Regions from separate parts of the Homo sapiens genome. Here region 1 is linked to region 2. Evidence: read pairs that join two places in POLR2A ChIA-PET (ENCODE). Cell type or tissue: PC-9. All regions are shown on one strand. Each heading gives the region's core, and the rest is flanking DNA. Links, peaks and the distances in the headings are about the cores only.

What was found. ChIA-PET counts read pairs that join two places held together with the same protein. Peaks named below come from ENCODE experiments on the same cell type or tissue, not always from the same donor. Only the 100,000 strongest peaks of a DNase experiment are listed, where the experiment ranks them.
Region 1: POLR2A ChIA-PET joins it to region 2 with 9 read pairs; 3 of 35 experiments call an interaction of 5 or more read pairs at or near these places.

The regions. Positions count from the first base shown.
Region 1 is chr5:80,452,945-80,457,344 of GRCh38, reverse strand. It overlaps ZFYVE16 (zinc finger FYVE-type containing 16), which reads right to left. Exons shown (of 19, transcript NM_001284236.3): 12 at 1,571-1,653; 13 at 780-884; 14 at 253-400. Among named protein-coding and RNA genes, the nearest start is that of FAM151B-DT, 33 kb to the left of the region's middle. In PC-9, for the core only: no CTCF peak of the experiment used is centred there; no DNase peak of the experiment used is centred there.
Region 2 is chr5:80,514,975-80,519,374 of GRCh38, reverse strand. All of the region lies in intron 3 of FAM151B (family with sequence similarity 151 member B), which reads right to left. Among named protein-coding and RNA genes, the nearest start is that of FAM151B, 29 kb to the right of the region's middle. In PC-9, for the core only: no CTCF peak of the experiment used is centred there; a DNase peak (open chromatin) is centred at 2,334; H3K27ac peaks cover 689 bases.

The DNA.
Region 1 (4,400 bases), core at 279-4,278, 62 kb after region 2:
CTACGGGATATACTAAACCTAAAGATGTCAAAAGGAAAACAGTCTTCCAAGTCTGTAAGCCTAAAGTAGCCCAAGAGAAAAACAAAAATTAGAAGCAATTTTAAAATCTGTTGTGTAGCTGAAATTTCAAAACATATTGTTTTATCACCAACAATTCAGCAAATAAGTAAATATACATATATTTCCCCTTTGAAAGGAATTCTATTAATTGAGGTGGTTTTGTAAATTAGCACTAGGAACCAAGATGCTCACCTTTTCTAGGATGGCCAGTGGCACTGTTGGCCTGTGTTTCATAAATTCCATCATTCTGTATACAGACTAGATGAGAATCTGCTTCTGTACTGAAACTTGCTCCAATGCTAATGACATGCTCATTGGAAGAATTTAGTACTTTCATTACCTGGAAAAAAACAAAAACAACAACATTTATTTAGAAACACTTTTAATATTATATGCCTATTCTAAGAGCCACGTTTCTGGCCAGCTTCATAATTATCAAGCTTCGGTCTGGACAGCTCCCTGGGAATGTGATGGAAACAAATGTTTTAAAATAAAAGCACTTCAGTTGAACAGTAATCACCTCAATAAAACAGTACGAAAAAAAAGAAATATGATCAAACAGATTATTTACAGTAAACAAATTCTATCATTTCAAAAACAATGTTTGTTGCCATAATACATTAGATAGTCTAATTCAAAACAAAAAATTTAATGTGACACAATTCTAAGGGAACTCTAATGTTCAATAATTGTCATTTGAATAAAACAATTATACTTACATCACTGTACTTTTTCCGTGGTATTTTTATGCAGCTTTTTCCCATTTCCATATGAATCAACAGTTGATCTATATTATGCAAGGTATACTGGTAATTTCGAAGGTCCTACATAGAATAATTGCATTACCATAAACTACTAACCATGAGTATTTTTCTATCCATTAAATCCTTCTTTAAGAAATCCTTCTCCACAGCAGTAATAAAGAATATCATTCTCAGGAAAAACTTTGTAGTATTTAGGGTAACTTTCTAGTTACAGAACTTCCAAAATAGAAAAGGTCTTCAAACTAGGCATGGATAAATAAAAGTGAGTCCACTGAAACATTTTTCTATGGTAACAGGGAAACACAAAATTACAAAAAGTATAGGTGGAAGGGAACTTTAGATATCATCTAATCCAACACTTCCTATTATAAATGAGAAAACTAAGGCCATAATTTGCTCAAAATCACAAGACTGACTGACTTTACTAATACATTTACAAAAGTTTCAACAACTTTAAGAGGTCTGTATAGAGTTCTTACATTACCTAAATATCCAAGAACTGCAGGAGAATGAATCAAAAGGCACTTAGAATCAGGTACACGTACATGAGGAGATAGTACGTTCTAAAAAGCAATTCGTCAAAAACTGAGCACTAATGTTAAAATAATTAGGATTTATTGTAAATGAATGGTCATTATACCAAATATGGCAAATTAAAGTAGGAAAATATAAATGTATAAACTTTGCTAAATACAGTTTTAAAGTAACAGTATAAAAATACCTAATAAAATAGTTCAATTACTCACAACAAGTAAGTTCATAATAGTGTGTCCTATTTCTCCAAAAAGAGGTTTTCGGCCTCTGATGCTTGTTAGAGGAGCAGGATATGCTATACATAAGAAAGGAAAACTGGTTACTATCAACAAAAAAAACCCCAAATTATTGAATTTATTACCTTCAACTCTCATTTTACAAACAAACATTATGTATAAATATCACTCAATCAGTTCTTAGGGGAAAGTGAGAGATAATTTTTTTTTTGTTTTTGAGACAAGGTCTCACTCTGTTGCCCAGGCTGGAGTGCAGCGGTGCAATCTCGACTCATTGCAACCTCCACTTCCTGGGTTCAAGTAATTCTCCTGCCTCAGCCTCCCAAGTAGCTGGGATTATAGGCATGTGCCACAACACCTGGCTAATTTTTGTATTTTTAGTAGAGACAGGGTTTCACCATGTTGACCAGGCTGATCTCAAACTTCTGACCTCAGGTGATCCACCCACCTCGGCCTCCCAAAGTGCTGGGATTACAGGCATGAGCCACCACACCCAGCCAAGAGACAATATTAACACTTACTGTGTATCTATGTATCTACTAGATGCTACATTGAACTGGGAACTATACATACATTATCTTATTTAAATTCAACAACCTAATGGAGTGTGTCTATACTATTTCATAAATGAGAAAGTTGAGACACAGAAATTAATCAACTTGCTCCTAGTGACTAATAATTGGTGAAACAGATTTGAAATTAGGCTTGTCTGATTCGAGAGTATTTCATCTTTTCATTATACATCTTGTTTCCACAAAATTATAGGGGGTGGAAAATTATGATAATTGGTTAGAACGATATAGGTTTCTGATAATTTAAAGAGAAATACAAAGAACTAAAGACTTTTAAGGCATTTATAACTAATATTCAATTGTGCTAATTTATGAATGGTAGTAAACTTTTAAAGTTCTTGGTTCAGCATGATAAAAGAAATATACTGGGGCTGGCCGTGGTGGCTCACGCCTGTCATCCCAGCACTTTGGGAGGCCAAGGCGGGTAGATGATGAGGTCAGGAGATCGAGACCATCCTGGCTAACATGGTGAAACCCTGTCTCTACTAAAAATACAAAAACAAAATTAGCCGGGCGTGGTGGCGGGCACCTGTAGTCCCAGCTACTTGGGAGGCTGAGGCAGGAGAATGGCGTGAACCCGGGAGGCGAAGCTTGCAGTGAGCCGAGATCGCGCCACTGCACTCCAGCCTGGGCGACAGAGTGAGACTCCGTCTCAAAAAAAAAAAAAAAGGAATATACAGATAGAGTCAGGGAAACCAATGCACAAAAAGGGAAGGGACATGAGGTCGGCCACCTAACTATGTTCTTTCTTTAGGGCACCATAAATTCTGGACACCAAAAAGGAAAAGAGACCTTACTGGTAACGCAGCAGGCACTCTGAAGAAAAGGAAGGCAAGACTATTTCTATAGTGATAAGACACAGACACATTTGTAACCTTCAGTTCTCAAGTTAGGTCTTAAGCAAACTAATCTCTCTAATGTCTATTATACAAATATACTTCCTTAAAATTCTAAAGAAACACCACATACCCAACATTAGCTGCTTTAAAGACTTAAGTCAAAGTAGTCATTTTCTTGCTAGTACAAACATATTTTGTAATTCTAAAAAGGCAACTAAGTTATTTGAAAGACAGAGGGTCTAGATTTGAAAAAAATACAAGATATTAGTGTGAAAAGACATAAAAACGATAAAGGAAATGATTAACTGCTAGCTTTTTGCCTTATATGAATGAGGGGGCAACCTTTGCAATATGAAGAGGTAGTTTTGTTTAAAACACTATTCTCAACAGGTTATGGCTTAGAATGACATACTATCTGAGTTACAAAGGGACCTCATAAATCATCTATTTGAACATTTAATGGTATTCAAAACCAGTGATCTCAACATAAAACCACAGATATTTTCAAAAGCATTTAAAAATTACTAATTTGAGACAGTTACTTTTAGTCTTTATTCTTGGGACTTTAACTTTCACATTAGCTTTTTCAAATGTACATTACCTCTGTAACAAAATACACACACAGACACACACACAGTTCACATCTAAAAAGACATGGGCACCAACAATGTCAAAGTGCCAGTCTATGTAAAATCTAGCAGAACAGAAAGAATTCAGAAAACAGCTGAGGTGAATTAACTTCTATGTATAACTGACAATTTCCCCTCATTACCACTAAATAGCTTATCATAGCTTTGCAGTTTCAGTCCCCGTGATTTATGATAAGCCCTTCGTATTGCTCCATGATTCTCCAACCTTCAGTGTGAGAAAACTTACTATCTAGAAGTACTACTGGCCAAAATACTGGCCATACTTACATGTTCCATAATAATTTGATTAGCTAGTTTATTCCCCTAATCTTCTATTTAAAAAAGCATTCAAATATTAAATTAGAGGCAAAATACTGGGCTGCATTGATGAAACATTTGGCTTAAAGTGAAATTTCTTAAGCTCTTTGTTTCACACAGTACAAAACCTGAGATGCAAATTAAATTTTGTTACTTTTCCCACAAGTTAATAGCATCACACATGTAAATCCTAAATGGTAAAGAACCCCCATCCACAAAATCACAGTTTAATAAAATTTCCAAATAGATTCTCTCTTTCTCTCAATTTGTCTATTCTGAAATAGTAATCACCACTTTTATAGCTTCTCAACATTTAATTTTCCTCCAAGAAAATCCCTACCAAATTATATTAGAATCAAATGTCTAAAAAGTTCATTAGACGTGATATACTTCAAATGCAATAAATATATTATTTCTTGAAAAAAGTCAGATAAAAGATACAGTGGGA
Region 2 (4,400 bases), core at 269-4,268:
GACACAAATATTCACTCGTTCCAGAATGTATAAATAAGATAAATGAAATACACTTAATAACCTGTAAATTCACATTTATGAAATACCCAAGTGGATCCAAGCCCTGTATCTCTAATTCAGGCTCATGACCCTGGAGAATAAAAGTAGCTTCTTTCCCTTATGTATTCTTGGGTGAGTTTGGATACATAAACAATTCTAAAAATGACTGTAAAATATAAAATTATAGTATTTCCTTCAAGTTTCTGTTTCATTTTTCTTCTTTTATTGTAAGAACCTTTTCTGAAAATTAGAAATACGTATATTTTAGTTCAAATTTAAAAAGCAACTTCAATCTTTTTACTTCCCTACAGATATTCTAGCTGATAACTACAGACTTTGAAACAATAAGGTTTTAATCAGCTTCCATAATTTTTACTTGCCTATGTTCATTTATAAGAAAATTACCTTGTAGTGAATATCATAATGGGAGGCTATGAATTTTGGAGATGGATACTGGAGGGGAGAACACTCACCGACCCCTCCTCACATTTCCCTCTCTCTTCCTAAGAGACGGCAGTACTTCTGTCTATGCTTCTACCTCTCTTGTCTCCACTCCTTTTGGGCCTCCTACTCTAAGAGAAGAAATTTAAATAATCTCATTATTTATTGGGTTATGTTTACCAGTGAGCAAGGATACTATGTACTAAAACCAGAGGAACCCAGGCTCTATCCCTTAGCTTCTAGCCCCTTTCCCTCTGCTGCCATGTGGTACGCTTCCTTCTCACTCTTCTGCCCCTGAATTGGGGAGGGCCTAGATTTTAGTGGATTAATAAACCTTAATGCTGGACTCTGCAGACATTAATTTAGATGTTGTCATTTGTCTCTTTTAAATTCTCCCTGCCTTGCCCTGTGTCAACACCATGTTAAAACCACAATTCTGAGATCCAACACTGTACTTCCTACAAAATTCCATTTTTCGTAGCAAGCAACTTGTACCTGTGACTCCAAAGCTTGCTTGTCTGTCAGTCCCATAGCAGCAGCCAAGTCCCCATGAGGTGCTGCTCTTCATGGGTGGAGTAAGGAAAAACCTTGAACTAATCCATGCATGCCTCCTGCCAAGCTCCTCTTTTTCCAAAAAGGACTCTGATTTCTTAAGAAATCTGGTGTCTTATGGAAGCTGGGTTAAATACTAATTTCCAGTTTACATTTCAGGAGGGAGCCTTTTAGGCTTTCTCAATTTAGTAAGTTGACATAGAGTGAGTGGTTTAAGATTGATTCTTCATCTGATAATATCCAGTTTCTTTTTTTTTTTTTTTTTTTCTTTGAGATGGAGTTTCGCCCTGTCACCCAGGCTGGAGTGCAACGGTGCGATCTCTGCTCACCGTAACCTCTGCATCCCGGGTTCAAGCCATTCTCCTGCCTCTGCCTCCCAAGTAGCTGGGACTATAGGCATGCGCCACCACACCCAGCTAATTTTTGTATTTTCAGTAGAGATGGGGTTTCACCATGTTGGCCAGGCTGGTCTTGAACTCCTGACCTCAAGTGATCCACCTGCCTCGGCCTCCCAAAGTGCTGGGATTACAGGCATGAGCCACCGCACCTGGCCAATATCCAGTTTCAAACAGCGTATTCTCCCACAAATCGAAATTCCACCAGTGTTTACTAAGTGCCTACTACATGCGAAGCACTGTGCAGTTAAACATAAGGAACTATGACAAAGAACACAGTGAAGCAAGAATTTAGTACATTTATTCCATTTTATATGTAAATATTTTAATTATCACTAATGTAGACGAAGGATAATGATATTTTCCCTTACCAGAAACTTAAAATCTGCGGTTAAACAAATTTAAAACCTCACTAAAGAACCAAAAACTTTTTGTTGTTGTAGTTCTTATTTTCTAAAACTTGACGAAGTAATTCTAAAGTTCTTCTGGAAGAAAAGGTGTAACATTTTGTGGGAGAAAAAAGAACTGAGAACAAACTTTCCTAAACAACAAAATAAAATCTACAGTAGTCCACCTTATCTGCAGGGAATATGTTCCAAGACCTCCAAGGGATGCCTGAAACTACCTAGCACCCAACCCTATATGTAGTCTGTTTTTTTTCCCTACACATACCTATCTCTGATAAAGTGTAATTTATAAATTAGTCACAGTAAGAGATTAGCAACATAAACTAGTAATAAAATAGAACAATTATAGCAATATACTATAATAAAAGTTATGTGAATGTGGTCTCTCTCTCTCTCTCAAAATAGCATACTGTACCGTACTCACCCTTCTTCTTGTGATCTGTCAATCTGATAACTGTGACGGCTATTAAGTGACTAACAGGTGGGCAGCATATATGGTGTGGATACGCTGGACGAAGGGAAGGGATGAGTCACACCCCAGCTGGGATGGAATAGGAAAGTACCAGATTTCACCACACTGCTCAGAATGGTGTGTAATTTAAAACTTATTGTTTATTTCTCAAATTTTCCATTTAACACTTTTAGACCATGGTGTACTGCAGGTTACTGAAACTGCAGATAACAGAGGACTACTGTATACTACAAGAAATAACAGACCAAGCCTGGAAGACTCAATATTGCATGTATTATAAAATGACACATCCTTCTAAATTAATCTATAAATTCCATGTGATTCTAATTTAAAATACAGTGGCCAACATTCTCAATTCTTACATATATTAGTACTAAGTTTCCATAAGGAAGTACCAAAGCTTCACCAAGATGATCATCCGAAGAGGAAAGTCCTGGTGAGACTACTACTGAAAATTGCTCCTTGGTGGTATTTATTTAAGTCTCCTGAAAAGAATATAAACTTAGTTATTATAGAATATATTTTTTTCCTAAAAAGTTATTTGTAAATCAAACTTCTAAATATCATACCCTGTTTTCCTATTAATTTCATTTAAAAATTGGGAATGATAAAATAAATATCGTACTTAAAATTGTAACAAACTATATAAAATTGCATTGTTTAAGGGAAAATAATTCTTAGCTAAAACGCTGAAGAGCTTGCTGAGACTCCAGATAAAATTTAAAAATATAATACTTTTTTTTTGAGATGGCGTTTCACTCTTGTTGCCCAGGCTGGAGTGCAATGGCATGATCTCGGCTCACTGCAACCTCCGCTTCCCGGGTCCAAGTGATTCTCCTGCCTCAGCCTTCCGAATAGCTGGGATTACAGGCATGTGCCACCACGTCCAGCTAATTTTGTATTTTTAGTAGAAACGGGGTTTCTCCATGTTGGTCAGGCTGGTCTAGAACTCCTGACCTCAGGTGATTCGCCCACCTTGGCCTACCAAAGTGCTGGGATTATAGTCATGAGCCACTGCGCCCAGCCAAAATATAATACTTTTTATTTGTGTACCAAACAAAGTAACTTAGAAGCACAAAACAAGAACTACTAAAACTTAACTAACAGGTCATTCAGCTGCTCTTACAAAGGGAGTGAGTGCAGCATTCTGGTTAAAAGTGTGAACTCTCCAGCCAGGCTGACAGCTCTCTAGTTCCACTAACAACTACGTGACAAGCGGGCTCCTCAGCCCCTCCATCTCCATTGCCTCATCCGGAAAATGAGAATAACAGCAATAACCTACCTCTTAGGATTGTTACGAGAATTTAATGAAAAATACATGCAATGCTTTTACAACAGTGTCTGACATGTAATAGGTGTTCACATACCTATTAGTTTATATTGAATCCCCTTCAAATATGTTATGACTTTAAAAAAAACTTGCAAAATCTTTGTTTCAGAGGCTCAGCGCTTTTGTGCTAGCTGCTAGCACTTAAGAATGAATGAGCTGATCTGACTGGTGAGAAGCCAAAGAATATGTCCCAGGAAACAATTCAAGGGGCAATAGTAAACATGAAAAACTGAGCACGTGACATCAAGGAGATCTAAAAGTTTAAGCCATCAAGCACTAAAGATCAAATGCTTTATTTCATGATATAGAGAACACTGGACTGGCTTCAGGAGAATTAGGATCTGGTTGTAGCTTACCTGTCAAAGCTTACCTGTTACCCTCAGGTACATCACTTAACCTCTCTGGAACTAAGTTTCTTTGTCAATAAAATGAAATTGAACCATTGATAACTCAAAAAGTTTATGATTTTTTATTATTTATTTATTTATTTATTTTTTTGAGACAGAGTTTTGCTCTTGTTGCCGAGGCTGGAGTGCCGTGGCGCAATCTCAACTCACTGCAACCTCCACCTCCTGGGTTCAAGAGGTTCTCCTGCCTCAGCCTCCCGAGTAGCTGAATTACAGGTGCGCACCACCATGCCTGGCTAATTTTCTGTATTTTTAGTAGAGAAGGGGTTTCACCATGTTGGCCAGGCTGGTCTCAAACTCCTAACCTCAGGTGATCCACCCGCCTTGGCCTCCCAAAGTGCTGGGATTACAAGCGTG